2 separate regions of the Homo sapiens genome follow, and region 1 is linked to region 2. The links are chromatin loops, found by intact Hi-C in ENCODE. Cell type or tissue: IMR-90. All regions are shown on one strand. Each heading gives the region's core, and the rest is flanking DNA. Links, peaks and the distances in the headings are about the cores only.

Region 1 (8,536 bases), core at 399-8,398, 140 kb before region 2:
TCTCACAGCACACCAATCAATAGCTGGAAAGCTGGACCTTGGCTTTGACCGGAAGATTCTTCCGGCTAGTCACAGTCTCTCCTCGCCTTTCCAGTCCAGATCTGTCTGTCTTAGAGCAGAGAATGTGTGGATTCAGCACAAGTCTCCCCAGAGACATGCAAATGCAAAAAAGAAATGAGTATTTCGACAGAACACGTCAAGTCAATGAAGATGGCGTGAGGATGTTTGAAGGATTAGGAGGACAGTGGAGCTTTGTGGGGTCTGGGCAGGACAGCAGGTCATCCATGGTGCAGAGAAGTAACTGTTATTCTCTTCCTTTTAAATCTATTGCTCTTCCAAAAACAAGATTCCCTGTTAGTGGTTAAGAATCCCAAAACGCAAACCCGTGATAAAAATTGCTATGTCACTTTCTGGAAGCCATCATTTTCTCTTTATTTCCAAAATAAAGATGCTCTACCCTCCTCCTCCTCCTTCTTCACTAAAATGTTATGTCTGAGCATGGTCAATCAAAATTCAAGAGGTATAAAAAGAAATACTGTAAACCAGTTTTTTTTTTAAATGAAGAAATATTTCCCTTAAAGCATAAAGTGCAGAAACATTGTAAAAAAAAAATGCCATGTTTATCCTCAATTCTCCCTCTGAAGACAGTTTATTACCAGTTTCTTGTGTTTACTTCCAGAGATATGTTATTGGGTTGTGCAAAAGTAATTGCGGTTTTTGCCATTAAAAGTAATTGCAAAAACCACAATTACTTTTGCACCAACCTAATGTACATAAGTATATTCCGACATGTTATTTTGAGCTCCACAGAAACAAAACAAGATTTGCCACCTGGTGACAGACCATCCTGTTGTTCCCAAGGAGAAAGGTGAGGTCATGATGTGGATTATGTAAGGTCACGAGGCTCCCTCCTAGATATTCTGACCCCTGCAGAATTCTTTATGTGATTGTCCTGCCTTTTATCCATAGGTCAGAAGACACACTCCATCTCTGCTTAAGTGAGGCAGAATAAAATAAAATCTTATTCAGAGTATTTCCAAGTCTAAATTGTGGGGCACAAAAAAGTCTATTATTTTGCCAGCAGCACCTACAAGGTCTTTTGTCTACAAATGTAAATCAATCAGTGTTTTAGTCAGCTTGGGCTGCTATGAGAAAATACCATAGACTGGATGTCTTAAACAACAGATTTATTTTCTCACAGGTCTGGAGGCCAGAAGTTCGAGATCAACGTGCCAGCAGGGCCGGTTTCTGGTGAGGCCTTTCCTCCTGGCTTGCAGACCACCGCCTTCTCATCCTGTCCTCACGTGGACCTGGCATTTCCTGTGTGCATGAGAGGATAGAGATAGAGCTCTCTGGGGTCTCTTCTTGTTTTTTTTTTGAGACGGAGTCTCACTCTGTTGCCCAGGCTGGAGTGCAGTGGCACGATCTTGGCTCACTGCAAGCTCCGCCTCCCAGGTTCACACCATTTTCCTGCCTCAGCCTCCCGAGTAGCTGGGACTACAGGCGCCCGCCACCACGCCTGGCTAATTTTTTGTATTTTTATTACAGACGGGGTTTCACCATGTTAGTCAGGATGGTCTTGATCTCCTGACCTCGTGATCCGCCAGCCTTGGCCTCCCAAAGTGCTGAGATTACAGGCATGAGCCACCATGCCCAGCTGGGGTCTCTTTTTATAAGGACACTAATTCTATCAGATCAGAGCCTGACTCTTGTGACCTCATTTAACCTTAATTACCTCCTTAAGACCCTATCTCCAGATACAGAAGGTCTCCAACTTACAATGGTTTGACTTATGATTTTTTAACCTCATGTGGTGGGAAAGATCCAAATTCAATAGAGACCATACTTCGAGTGCCCATACACCCATTCTGTTTTTCACCTTCAGGACAGTATTTAATACATTGCATGAGATATTCGACACTATTATAAAATAGGCTTTGTGTTAGATGATTCACCCAACAGTAGGATAATGAAAGTATCCTGAGCAGGTTTAAGATTGGTTAGGCTAAGCTATGACGTACAGTAGATTAGGTGTATTAAATGCACTTTTGACTTACATTTTCAACTTACAATGGTTTTATTAGAGCGTAACCACATCTAAAAATTAGGAGCACCTGTATAGTCAAATCAGGGATTAGGGCTTCAACATATGAATTTGACAGGGGGTGGGGGAAGGACACAATTTAGTTCACAACAGTTAGCAACATTGATAACTATTTTAATAAAATAATAACGGCTACTATCTAAGTGTCAGGCAATGTGCAGCATGCTTTATGCATATTACTTAGAGTCCTCAAATGAACTCCACGAAGTGGACATTATTATCACCAGAGTGATTGAAACTAGAAACATTTAACAAGTGGTATGTTTGAGCACTGACTAGTCAGATTGAACACCAGCTATAAACAAGCACGGTGGCTGTTGTTCCAGTGCATGCTGGCCAAAGATGAGCCCCCAAATGATCACGTTTTTCAGGTAAAGAAGGAGAGGATTGGAGAGGAGAAGGGAACTGGACAAGCCCACGCAGCTGGCATATGGTGGAGCAGGGACACGTCTGTCTTACTCAACATTATTTTGCCTCTCTTCTACCTTGCCAGGAGTTATCTGCTGGAGATCCCCATATTTCTCTACTTTGGTGAGTCTTTGAGTGTTTTCCATCATATTCACAACTCAATGACTGTGCCTGCCACGACAGAGGCTGGTTTGGGATCAAGTCAGTTTGGCCACTGTCTCCTCTCTGAACAGACTCAGACTGCGGTAGCAGGGGATCGTCTTTGCTGTCCATGCTGGCTCACGTTTGACACTATTGCAATGTTTCTGCATCTGGGTCTTTGCATTGGACCAAGCTGTCTTTTTCCAGAAGACATATCTGGGTCTTTGGGGTCATTTGCCTTCTTCCCTGAATTTGACCTCTACTGTCAATCTAGATTTGGGTTCATGCTGACTCACCATACCCATTACATGCTGCCTTTGTTCCCTAGCCTGACCTGATCTTGGGCCTCAGGCTACAGCCTGCTTTTCCATTACAAAGTACCCAAACACCAAACACAATGCTGTCTGAGTGCCCCCTTTCCCTGCCAAATTCTTTTTTTGTGCTATTTGGACCTCAGCTGCTGACACTTTCCTCCATAAGCCTTTATTCCCCTCCCCAATGAACTAATGAACTCCGCTTCCTTTTCTAAGTGCTCCTCATTCTTTCTCTTTCTTATGTTTTTTATTTTTGTCTGTTTTTGTTTTTTGAGACAGAGTCTCACTTTTTCACCCAGGCTGGAGTGCAGTGGTGCAATCTCATCTCACTGCAACCTCTGCCTCCCAGGTTCAAGAGATTCTCCTGCCTCAGTCTCCCAAGTAGCTGGGATTACAGGCACACGCCACCACGCCCAGCTAATTTTATTTTTTCTTGCTTCCACATTCCCCCTTTTCTTCTTTTCCTTTTTCTTTTCCCCCTGTTTTAGGATTGCATTAGCACGTATCCAAAGAGCAGCCTTCACTCTTGATATTTGGGGCTTAGGAACATCCCTGTCTCCTGGGCTGTCAGGGGCATAGTATATCTGTGGGACATTCTGTAAACCTGTCAGTCAGTGATACCTACAAGCAACCAGAATTAGGCCATTTTCAAGGCACCTTCATTAAAGATTAAAAGGCAACCTTGCCTGTCCCAAATTTTACCACACTTCCCCCCAAATGTCACCTTGTCCAGAGGGAAAGGGAAATACGTGATTGGAAAATCTGCTATCATATGCAAACTTTACCTGGACATGCCCCACTTCTTCAAATAAAGTTCCACTGTGCAAACTATTCTACGGCCCTATATCCTGCTGTACTCATTGTTACTAGAATAAATATTTGCAGTATAAGCAGAACTTTGTTCTGAGGATAAATCCACAGGATACTTAGCACTCTGACAAATGAAAAGCCAGTTTTTAGCTGCCCTTTGTTTGATACAAACTGGATGTTGTGTTTTCTTTTCTGGGTTATGTATAACGTACAAATTCTAGGCAATCTTTGACAAGAACTTATAATAACAAACTGCCTTTTGACAATGACTCTAGAGAGCCTTCCTGTCTCCAGAAAATATCCCTCTGTGGCTCCAAAGGTCTCAGTCTCAGGGTGATGTCCTGGCTACTTTTCTTTTGCACCATAAATGAAATGACAGTGAAGACATCAACCTCGCCATGTTGGAAAACTGCCTAAGATGTTTCTTGGAACTGTGGCCAGTCCCAGGAACAGAAAGGCATGATGTTCACAGCTAAAACTTCCTCACAGCGGCCTGCTGTACCTCCTCATGCCTGAGAATTGCTCTGAGGAAGGACTCATTTACCACATTTGCACTGCAGAAGTCAACACCCAGCGATCAAAGGACATCCTGGAAAAGTCAGTATAGATCCTGAACCAAAAACCTCAGAAGTGATTCCAGGCTGCTGCCCAAGAGCTGACATGCATACATTTGTTCATCACTCAACAAATATTTATTGAGTGCTATCTCTGTTGTAAACACTGTACTGGATGTGAATGTCCAGCTGCAGAAGAAACAGACCCAAGCCTCCGGGAGCTGACTGTTCCCAGGAGGGGGCCCTTGGCTCTTTGCAGTGAGTTGTCATCCTGGGCACTGACAGGCAGTGGTGTGAGCCTGCTGAGCCAGAGAGACGATGAGCTGCTCCCACAATACCCAATAATCAGGCCCCAGGGTGCCTCCTCTGCTGTACCTAAAACACTTCAGATGAACTGCAGCTTTTCAAATCTGCTCTTCATGTGTCAAAGAAATTTTGGAATTTTTTTCCTACAGTAAAAGATGAAAAACAGGAGCCCGACAAGCAGAACCTATACCTAATGTTAAGGGGAAGACCGCCTAGGTTCCACACTTGAGAAATTATTTTTGAGAATGTTTAATCTTGTTAGAACGGATTTCTGTGACTGCTGCCAGGGTCTCTGAACCCTCAGCAAATAAATGCAGATGACATTTATTTGCTGAAGATAATGCTACCATAATAAATGTAAAAGGGTCACTATCTTTCCCCTAAACTTCCTCCTCCCCCAAAATAATCTTTCCTGCAGCTTATCTTCTTTGACTCTAGGGGGCATAGCCATTAAGTCTTTATTCCTTTTGAACTTGATGCCGTCTGCCTTTGGCAAAGAATTGCCCTATTATTGTTTCTGAAAGAAAGTATTTGAAAAATTTAAAAGCCAGTTCTTGGCCTTGTATTTTTTTTTTTTTTTTTTTTTAGGAAAAGCTCTAGCCATTCAATGACCAACTTTCTGCCTATTACTATATCAGTCATTTACTTGCTTTAAAGTAAATCATGTGTCAAATCATGATGTTTTGCTCAAAGATGAACTGCATCTATATACAATGTGGTCCCGTAAGATTATAATGGAGCTGCCCTAAATAGATGTTCCATTTAAAAAAATTTTATATTGTATTTTTACTGTACCTTTTCTATGTTTAGATACACAAATGCTTACCATTGTGTTTTAATCGCCCATGGTATTCAGTCCAGTCACATGTTATATAGGATTTATAGAACAACAGGCTGTACTATACAGCCTAAGTGTGTAGTAGGCTATACTATCTAGGTTTGTATGAGTACATCTATGACATTCAAATAACAACGAAATTGCCTAATGACACATTTCTCAGAATGTATCCTCATTAGGTGACACATGACCGTAATGATGATTCTTAAAAGACAGGGGAAGAGGATGATTAATGACTTATTTTAACTCCAGTGACTAAAACACAATCAACTTCCTATTTCTGAGTGGCACTCAGAAAAATAATTCCTCCTTTTCTTTTTTATTATTCTAATTTTCTTTTTCTTTTTTTGAGACAGAGTCTTGGTCTGTCACCCAGGCTGGAGTGCAGTGGCGTAATCTTGGCTCACTGTAACCTCTGCCTTCCAGGTTCAAGGGATTCTTCTGCCTCATCCTCCCAAGTAGCTGGGACAACAGGCATGTGCCACCACACCCAGCTAATTTTTGTATTTTTGGTAGAGACAAGGTTTCACCATATTGGCCAAGCTAATCTGAAACTCCTGATCTTAAGTGATCCACCCTCCTCGGCCTCCCAAAGTGCTGGGATTATAGGCATGAGCCACCGCACCCAGTCTTATTTTTCCAATTTTCTAGACAATATTTAAAGAATGCAGTGGATTGGTATTCTAAAATCCAAGTTTATATACTGCCCAGAAAATACCCTTTAGTTGATGCACTGAGAGATGACCCAACTGTGTTGACAGGTGATCCAGTCTTTTAGCTACCTCTGCTTACTTTTCCTGGGTTATGGGGAGCCTTGAGATAAGTATGAGGCTGTAAAGGTGTAGGTGTGGCCCAGGTGTCTGCAGCTCTGAAGGTGGAGGTGCAGCCCAGGTGTAGCTCTTTGAACCAGCATTCCCCTTAACATGACAGGTCAGCTCCTTTCAGAACTGACCCACCACTTGATTGGAGAATACTTCAGCAGGAAGCCACTTGGTTGTACAGTGGGAATCTCTTAGAGATGCACAATTGTTTCTGGACTCAATCCCAATCCCAGGAACCTCAGCGTGAGGTGAGATTTGGGTGTCAGGCAGGATGGGCCCCATGGCCTAACGAAACCTACTGACATTCATTCTAGGTTCACATTCAATTGTAGCCAGTACCTTAAAGGGAGCAATTTTACCAAGTTCTAGGCATGGACACTGTGCACATTGACAACATATCTTTGAGTTTAGTTCCCTCCTGATCTTGTTGGCAAATTGCTGTTCATAGACAAATTCTTTTCTGCCATATACTTCAGGATTTCCCATTTCCAAATTCAGATAACATTCTGCTATAACGAAGTTATTTTAGGATTAATTTATTAAGATGTTCCTTTGTTTCATTGCCTGATGTTGCAAATGTAATTTTGGAGATCATATCACTATACCAAAGAGATTGCGTTCTTAACACAAAGAGGACATTTCTTATAGGTCTTATAGGTTGTTACCTGCAAGCAATTTTGTAATTACTTTCTGAAGGTTTTTATTGTGTTGACTAAGAGAAATCAGTTGTTTTCATTGCTTAAGGAAGGATTAAGGAGTTTGTTTAAGGAGAAACACGAAATAGTTTCCCAACTGGCACATCTGTTAAGGGTACAGGTAAGCTGGCTTGGAAGCGTCCAGTCTGGAAATTCGCCTCTGCACTGTTTTCATGGTGAGAGTTGTGGATAGGAAGGGGAGGTGATGGAAAAGGAGTAGAGGGGTAAAGTGCAACTCTACACACAGGCAGTCAACTCCAGCAGGACAGGAATGTCTTCATGATTCTGCTGCTTAACTCACACACTCAGCTGATCATGAGGCGTGACTGTTCTCTTCCTGAAAGAAGGCAAGACATACAGACAAACGTTCATTGTATCCTTGCTCTGTGGAAGATGTGTGCTACATAAACTCTTCAGGGGAAGACAAGGGACTATAAGAAACAGTCTTAAAGCCATCGATTTAGCAGGAGTGATGTTAAACACCATTAAAGACATTAGTACAGTCTGGGCAACATGGCACAACCCTATCTCTACAAAAAAATACAAAAATTAGTCAGTCGTGATGGTGTGCACCTGTAGTCCCAGCTACTTGGGAGGCTGAGGTGGGACCTCTTGAGCCCAGGAGATTGAGGCTGCAGTGAGTTGTGATCATGCCACTGCACTCCAGCCTGAGCAACAGAGCAAGACTCTGTCTCAGAGAGAGAGAGAGAAAGAGAGAAGATGGTCACGTGGATGTCAGTGTAGGGTTTTGATACCTGTCCCCTTCAAAACTGCTCCTTGGGCTTCCTACGTGCACTCAAATGAATGGGAATTAAGTGGCTAGTCAGTTCCAAAGTACTGAGGACCCCCCTCTCCCCAATGCAGAGCTTCTTCCACAAGCAGCACTTGGCCCCTGGAAGCCCAAGCAGGGATTCCCTCACTGGTCTCCCTATCCCCCACTGGGCGCCTGGGCACATGGAGGAAGGAGATTCCAGGTCCTTGTCTCTACCGGTTTCAGAACAAGGAGTCGGATCAAAGAATCCACAATTCAGAGGGCAGGGAACACTGGAAGAATTTTGCTCACTACTACGTCCCCAGGGCCAAGTGTTGAGTAGAAACTCAACAGAGGCTGACTGAATGAATGACTGAATGGAGCATGACATAGAGTAAGAGTTTCTGTTTATATTTTATGCACCTAATGGAGTGGATTCCTGAAAGAAGGAATTCAGAGTGGATTCCATTAGATGCATAAAATACAAACAGAAATTCTTACTCTATGTCAAGGAAAACATGGCATTATTGTAGGTTGAATCAAACATACATAATTAGACATACATTCTTGCTGCATTTTAAAAAATCACAGCCACTCCAAAATTAATTTTAAACATTTTTCACTTAAGCCATAAAAAGTTATTTCTTTTTAAAAATCTATTTTTTCTAGAACCCTAGATGGTTAATATAGAATAAGCACATTAATTGAGATGACAAAATTGGGGTTACTGGTATTTAAAAATTATCTTTGCATAAAACCTATTTTGTTTTACCTAATCAAACAATTAAGTATTT
Region 2 (8,493 bases), core at 494-8,493:
AAAACACATGCTATGAAATACTGATAGGGTTTAAAGGTGAATATTCTAATATTTGTAACTTTCTTTTAAAATGTGTACATGGCAGTATTCATAACAGTTTTTCATAGTTGAAATTCATCATGAAATGTCAGATTGAAGTTTATTTAGCAACGAACTCTGCCAAAGCATTGGAAAATATTATGAATCAAACAGTAAAACTGGCGGTTGCATGAAATGGATATGCCAGTGCCAAGTATGGCACATGCATTTTAAAAAAAATGAGGAGTTATTTACTACTTGTCACTGTAATAATAACTGCAGTCAACACAGTTCACCATTTTGTTCCTTATCTGTTATCCTTTCTATATTTCAGTTATCATTCTTATGTCATTGGATTTGTTGTGCCAAATCAAAAGGAACTAACTGAACTAGCTCGAAAGAAAGGACTTAAAGGGACTTGGGAGGAGCTGTGTAACAGTTGTGAAATGGAAAATGAGGTACTTAAAGTGCTTTCCGAAGCTGCTATTTCAGGTGAGTATTCGGTTAAACTGATACTAAAAACTGAGATGGGAAGAGAGTACTTACATGCATTCAACCTGTTTTAAGGTTTAGGGTTCATTACTTTCTGCTCAGAAACCATTTCTACCGTTAGTATATGGAAGAGTAAACTTATCAGTCCCCCATTCAAGCCTTGCTACACAAATTAACCACTCCCACCAAACTGATGTACATGTATCTTGAATGTTCTTGTCTCTGCAACCTTTGCTTTCTGGGTTACCCTTTCTCTTATGTCAGCTGTTCTTCAAGGCCTTGCTCAGTTTTCTGGCCACACTAGCCCATAGTGATCAGGCCAAAACTCCTTTTGAAACTTTATACAATGTTAGAGTACTGGTAGTTGGTTGTACTAATAGTTTCATAACCATTTTTGGTGGGGTGAGGAGTGCCCAAGACTAGTTTAATATTGTTGGTCTAATAAAAACATCTGTGTCTTTTGAGTTGTTGTGTCAAGCATAAAACAAGCGTGAATTATTTTTTATTTTATTTATTTTTTTAAGAGACAGGGTCTCTTCTGTTGCCCGAACCAGAATGCAGTGGCAGTCATAGCTTACTGCAGCCTTGAACTCCCAGGCTCAAGCGATTCTTCCCTTCAGCCTCCCAAGTAGCCGGGACTACCAGTGCATGCCACTATGCCTAGCTAATTAAAAAAAATTTTTTTGTTGTTTTGTTTTGTTGTTGAGATGAGGCCTCACTATGTTGGCCAGGCCAGTCTTGAACTCCTAGGCTGCAGCGATCCTCCCAACTTAGCTTCCTGAGTACCTGGGACTACAAGCATGTGTCACCATGCCAGGCTCCAGCATTTACTTTTTAGTCTCTTCACATTTCAGTAATGTCAGATTCCACACAGTCTTTTAAGTCAGCCCTGTGGTACATGCCTTATTGGTTTTGCTCATAGTGTATATTCCTTTGGAAACCACTCCTGAAATATTTTTAATCTTTGAAGACTGAAACCTTGTGTATTATTTCTATGTTTACTTTTACAGGTTAGAGTTAATACATCTTTTTTTACTCCCAAGGCACTTTATGTCTTTAATTTTGCATATTTCTTTCTTTTATTGTAGTAAAAATCTCATAACGTTCAATTTACTATCTTAACATTTTAAGTGTACAATTCAGTAATGTTAAGTGTATTTACATTATTGCACAACTGATCTTTATAACTATTTCATCTTGCAAAACGGAGACACTATACCCATTACACTAATTCCCCTTCCCTCTCTCCCCCTTCCCTCCACCTTTTTACTTTATGTTTCTAAAATTTTGATTACTTGAGGTACTTCATACATGTGGAATCATACGGTATTTATTCTTTTGTGACTGTCTTATTTAGTGTATCTTCAGGGTTTATTCATATTGTACCATGTGATAGGATTTTTCTTTTTTAGGTTGCGTAATACTCCATTGTATGTATATTGCACATTTTCTTTATCCATTCATCTGTGTTTGGACATTTGGGTTGTTTCTACCTTTTGGGTATTGTGAATAATGCTGTGATGAACATAGATGTGCAAATATGGCTTTGAGATTCTGCTTTGAATTATTTTGGATATATACCCAGAAATGAGATTGTTAGATCCTATGGCAATTATTAATACTATATTTAATTTTTTCAGGAAACTCCATACTGTGTTCCTTAATGACTATTGATTTACATTCCCACCAACGGTATTAAGGGTTTCCATTTCTCCACATCCTCACCAACATTTGTATATTTTTTTCTAATATCCATTCTAACAGATGTGAAGTGATATCTCATTGTGGTTTTGATTTGCATTTCTCTTTTTATTAGTTATGTTGGGCATCTTATATATACTTGTTGGCCATTTACATATCTTCTGCAGAAAATTGTCGATTCAAGTCCTTTGCCCATTTTAAAATCAGAATTCTGCACCCTCCCCCCCCACCCCACCCCCGTAGTTAAGTTGTACAAGTTTCTTACAAATTCTGAACATGTATTAGTCTGTTCTCACACTGCTATAAAGACATACCTGAGACTGGGTAATTTATAAAGGAAAGAGGTTTAATTGACTCACAGTTCTGCATGGCTCGGGGAGGCCTCAGAAAACTTACTGTACATTTGTGGCAGAAGGGGAGAGAGGGAAGCAAAGGGACATCTTACATGGCGGCAGGCGAGAGAGCAAATGAAGAGAGAGAGAGAGAAAGCGAAGGGGGAAGAGCCCCTAAAACCATCAGATCTTGTGAGGTCTCACTCACCATCACGAGAACAACATGGAGAAACCGCACCCATGATCCAGTCACCTCCCACCAGGTTCCCCCCTTGACATGTCGGGATTATGGGGAATATAATTTGAGATGAGATTTGGGTGGGGACCCAGAACTAAACCTTATCAGGACATTGCATTTATTTGTGTCTTTTAAAATTTCTTTTAGTAACATTTTGTAGTTTTCAGGGTACAAGTCTTTCACCTCCTTGGTTAGGTTTATTCCTAAGTATTTCCTCCTTTTTGATGCTACATTAAATGGTATTGTTTTCTTAATTTCTTTTTCAGAACAGTTATTGTTAGTGTATAGACATGCAATTGATTTTTCGTGTTGATTTTTTTTATCCTGCAACTTTGCTGGAATCTTTATTAGTTATGAAGGTTGTGTGTGTGTCTTTAGAGTTTCCTACATATAACTTTTCTTTTTGATCTTCTGATTGTTCTATTCATAAATGAAAGTGGAGTATTGAAGTCTCCTACTATTATTGTATTGCTTTCTATTTCTTCCCCTAGTTATGTCAGTGTTTGCTTCATATATTTAGAAACACTCAAGTTACGCGTATATTTGTAATTGTTATATCATCCTGGAGAATTGACTCTTTTATCATTATATTGTAATTAATGTCCTTCTTTGTCTATTGTGACAATTTTTGTCTTAAAGTCTGTTTTATTTAAGTATGGCCATCCCCTTTAGGTTCTTATTTTCATGGAATATCTATTTCCATCCTTCACTTTAGGTTACGCATGCCCTTGGATCTAATGTATGTTTCTTGTGGATGGCATATACTTGAGTCTTGTTTTATATTCAGTTGGTCAATCTGTATCTTTTAATTGGGCATTTAATTTACATTTCAGGTCATTATTGATATGAAAGACTTTTCATACCTATTTCCATTTTGTTAACTATTTTCTGTATATCTTGTAGCTTTTCCTCTCTTGCTGCCTTCTTTTGTTTTGTTGATTTTTTGTGTGTATAATTACATTCTTTGATTCCCTTGTCTTTTATCTTTGTGTATGTTCTATAGACATTTTCTTTGTGGTTGTCAATACAGTTACATAAAACATCTTAAAATTATTAACAGTATATTTTAGTTTGATAGCAGCTTAATCTTCCGTCTCATATAAAAACTTGACTCCTTTGTAACTCTGCTCCTCCCTCAAAAAAGACCTTTTTATTGTGTAGTCATTAATATAGATTCATAATTACTTTTTATGTCTTTGTTTTTTAAATTCTATACAGATTTAAATGTGACTTATACACCTATATCAAATTACTTTCAGAATTCTGTATTTGCCTATGTATTTACCTTTACCAAGGAGTATTGTAGTTTCTTATGGTTTTGTGTTACTGTTTGTTTTCATTTTGCTTTAACTTGAAGTACTCCTATCATTATTTTTTGTAGGACTGGTCTAGTGGTGATAAACCCCCTCTACTGTTGTTTATCAAGGAGTCTTAATTTTTCCCTTATTTTCGAAGGACAGGTTTAGGTTACAGTATTCTTGGTTGACAATTTTTTTTCTTTCAGTATTTTGAATACTACTATTTTCTAACCTGCCAGTTTTCTGCTGATAAATGATAGTTCAATGAGAGCTTCTTTGTATGTGATGAGTCATTTTTCTCTTGCTGCTTTCAAGATTTTTTGTGACTTTTGACAGCTTGATTACGAGTGTGTTTTGGTGTAGTTCTCTTCCTAGTGGAGTGTTTTGAGCTGCTTGAATTTATACTCCCATTTCTCTTCTCAGATACAGGAAGGTTTTGGCCATGATTTCTTCAAATAGGCTTTCTGCTCCTTTCTGTCTTCTTTTTCTGAACTCCTATAATGAGCATTTTTCCACTTGATGGTGTCCCATTCATTCCTTAGGTTCTCTTCATTTTTACATTTTTCCTCTCTTAGTAATTTCAGAAGTCCTGTCTTGGAGTTCATAGATTCTTTTTTCTACCTGGTCAAGTTGCTGTCGATCCTCTAGTGAATTTTTCAATCCATTTATTGTATTTGGTTCCAGAATTTCTATTTGGTTCTTCATTTTAAAAAAATTTCTTTCATTTATACTTTCATTTTGTTCATGCGTTGTTTTCTTGTTTTTTTTCAGGTGTCTGTCTGTACTCTCTTGTAATTCATTGAGCATTCTTATGACGGTTATTTTGAATTTGGTAATTCATCTATTTCCATGTCTTTCTGGGGTTTATTTCTGGAGATTTAATTTGATCTTTTGATAGCCTGTGTTTTTCTATTTCTTTGTATGTCTTTATTTTTGTTGGGATGTCAGCATTTGAAAAATCAGCTACCTTTCTCTGTCTTACAGTCTGCTTTTGTATTGAGAGGACTTTGTCCAGTCAGCCCTACTACGGATTCTAGAGCCAGCCATCTTAAGCCTTTTCCGAGGCTGTGTCCTTTTTGAGTTTGTGGGGTACAATCTAATTGAAGAGGTTTGCTGGTTTCTACTCAGGAGCTCCCTCTGGTGTCTGTCTGTGATATTGTGGCCTCACTGGTGCTGTAGTTGGCCATGGTACTGGAGCTCTACCTAGTGTCTGTGATACTGCAGCCTCTGGTTCATGTTAATCTTTGTTCTTGACAGCTCCCAACCTGGTGCCCTGTTCCTGTTATTTAGATTCAGGAAAGACAGAAGCAAGTTTCTTGCACCCCAGAAGTCAGAATATTGGATGTGTGTTCCACTCCTCTTAGGGATTTCTTCCCTATTACTTTGTACTGTGCTGAGGGGAGGGTCTCTGGCAAGCGAATGCCTTGCATTTTTCTACCAGCCTTTGATGCGGTTGGTTTCCTTCTGTCCCGGAGTGTAGGAACTTCTTAAGTGGTTTCTGGGTTTCTTACACAGGCAATAAATAGGCCCATATAGCATTGTTAAATCCATGTTTCTGTAGGGGAAGGAGGGACTGCGTTTTCCTATATTGTCATCTTGCTGACATCACTCCTTAACACATTTCTTTCATGTATCATATGGCTAGCTGTTTACCCATTTCCCTTTGTTAGATTGCATGCTACTTGAAAGCAGAAACTTGTCATTTTTTTGCATTTTTAAAAGAATGTTTAGTAAAGCACTTTACATGTAGTAATAGTTTTTTAATATTTGTTGAACAAATGCTTAGAAAAATAAGTCAGTCCTACTGACGACATACGGTTTTTCAAAACTACATCTGCCCCTTAATCTCCTTTAAATGTTTTCCTTTCTTCCCTTCCTTTCTCCCTTCATTTGCTGCTATCATGAATCTCCTTAGTATTAGGCAATATGTTAGTAACACAATAGTGAGCAAGCATTCTGTATCCACATAGCTTGTAGGGAATATCCTGGTTCAATGACATAATTTGTCTTAAACTTTATTATTTTTTAATTTCTGAAGTAAATGTGCTCTGCATAATAAATTCAAGGAAAACAAATAGGCATAAAGGAAAAGGTGAATTTCCCCATTTCCTTTCTCCTGGATACCAGGCTCTAGAGGTGTGGAGTTTATAGCTTGGTATGTATCCTTCTCCTCACATCTAGGTGCATATAAGTTTATGCAGCCTGTGCTGGAACTTGTCTTTTTTTTTTTTTTTTTTAACCTAACAATAGGCATTTATGCAGCATATAATGAAGTTTCAGTCAGTGACAGACACAGACTGCATATATGACAGTGGTCACGTAAGATTATAATGTATTTTTACTGCCTTTTCTATGTTTAGATACACTTAAATACACAAATACTTAACTATTGTGTTACAATTACCTATGGTATTCAGTACAATAACGTGCTGTGCGGGTGTGTAGCCTAGGAGCCGTAGGCTAGATAATGCAGCCTAGATGTATATATAGTAGGCTATACCATCGACATTCGTGTAAGATATGCTATGATGTTCCCATGATGGCAAAACTGCCAAGTGTGTGATGCATTTCTCAGAACATATCCCTGTCATTAAGAGATGCGTGACTATATTGGATACCCTATTAGATACCTGTCTAAATGTAATTTTTTTTTTTTTTAAATGAGATGGGGTTTCGCTCTGTTGCCCAGGCTGGAGTGCAGTAGCACGATCATAGCTCACTGCATCTTCAGATCTCCTGGGCTCAAGTCATCCTCCCACCTCAGCCTCCTGAGTAACTGGTACTACAAGCGTATGCCACTATACCCAGCTTATATTTTTTATTTCTATTAAAAAATATTTTTAAGTTACTTATTTTAGAGACAAGGTCTCGCTATGTTACCGAGGCTGGCCTTGAATTCCTGGCCTCAAGCGATCCTCCTGCCTGAGCTTTCAGAGTTACTGGGATTACAGGCATGAGCCATCATGCCTGGCTCTAACTCGTTTTCAATGACAGAATATATATTCTATTTTGTTCCTATATCATATTTTATTTAACTCATTTTCCTCTTGATGGGGACTTGTTAAATAGTTTATTGTTTTACTTATGTTTGTATTTTGAGGAATAGATTCTTTAGAAGTGACATTCATGGTTCACTTGTTGGTTGTGCATTTTGATGGATACGCAAAAAGTGGGGAAGTTACACCATTTGCTAAGAACTTAAATACCTTTTCTTCTTTTCTTTTTTTTTAATCATCTTAGCAAGTCTGGAAAAGTTTGAAATTCCAGTAAAAATTCGTTTGAGTCCTGAACCGTGGACCCCTGAAACTGGTCTGGTGACAGATGCCTTCAAGCTGAAACGCAAAGAGCTTAAAACACATTACCAGGCGGACATTGAGCGAATGTATGGAAGAAAATAATTATTCTCTTCTGGCATCAGTTTGCTACAGTGAGCTCAGATCAAATAGGAAAATACTTGAAATGCATGTCTCAAGCTGCAAGGCAAACTCCATTCCTCATATTAAACTATTACTTCTCATGACGTCACCATTTTTAACTGACAGGATTAGTAAAACATTAAGACAGCAAACTTGTGTCTGTCTCTTCTTTCATTTTCCCCGCCACCAACTTACTTTACCACCTATGACTGTACTTGTCAGTATGAGAATTTTTCTGAATCATATTGGGGAAGCAGTGATTTTAAAACCTCAAGTTTTTAAACATGATTTATATGTTCTGTATAATGTTCAGTTTGTAACTTTTTAAAAGTTTGGATGTATAGAGGGATAAATAGGAAATATAAGAATTGGTTATTTGGGGGCTTTTTTACTTACTGTATTTAAAAATACAAGGGTATTGATATGAAATTATGTAAATTTCAAATGCTTATGAATCAAATCATTGTTGAACAAAAGATTTGTTGCTGTGTAATTATTGTCTTGTATGCATTTGAGAGAAATAAATATACCCATACTTATGTTTTAAGAAGTTGAGATCTTGTGAATATATGCCTGTCAGTGTCTTCTTTATATATTTATTTTTTATTAGAAAAAATGAAGTTTGGTTGGTGATGCATGAAACAAAATAGCAAGAGAGGGTTATAGTTTAATAGTAAGGGAGATAACACAGCATGTGTAGCACCAGTTGATAATTGGTCTCTAGTAGCTTACTGTCAAAATGTTCAATGAAGTCTTCTGTTCATCTGTTGAAACTAGGAAAATACCCAAACTTAAATGGAAGAATTCTGAAAGAGAGGATAGAATTTAAAGAACAAGAGTATATAAAGTTATTCTTTGAATATTTCGTTGACTATATGTACATTGAGTTATCTATATTTGTAAACAAATTAGTCATGGAAAATTATTCTATCTCAAAGTCTCCTTTTAGTCTAGATAATCATTATTTCATTTTAAAATTAGTGTTTTTCCTAGTTTGC

What was found. Peaks named below come from ENCODE experiments on the same cell type or tissue, not always from the same donor. Only the 100,000 strongest peaks of a DNase experiment are listed, where the experiment ranks them.
Region 1: it touches region 2 in a loop (7-fold over the local background); 5 of 110 quality-filtered maps call a loop at or near these places.

Annotation. Positions count from the first base shown.
Region 1 is chr2:222,792,412-222,800,947 of GRCh38, forward strand. No RefSeq gene overlaps it. Among named protein-coding and RNA genes, the nearest start is that of ACSL3, 64 kb to the right of the region's middle. RefSeq lists enhancers at 2,152-3,074, 3,075-3,997. In IMR-90, for the core only: a CTCF peak has its summit at 5,073 (motif pointing right); no DNase peak of the experiment used is centred there; H3K27ac peaks cover 229 bases.
Region 2 is chr2:222,934,178-222,942,670 of GRCh38, forward strand. ACSL3 (acyl-CoA synthetase long chain family member 3) reads left to right here. Exons shown (of 17, transcript NM_004457.5): 16 at 353-510; 17 at 7,320-8,493. The coding sequence ends at 7,477. Among named protein-coding and RNA genes, the nearest start is that of ACSL3-AS1, 19 kb to the left of the region's middle. In IMR-90, for the core only: a CTCF peak has its summit at 5,233 (motif pointing left); DNase peaks (open chromatin) are centred at 5,224 and 7,654.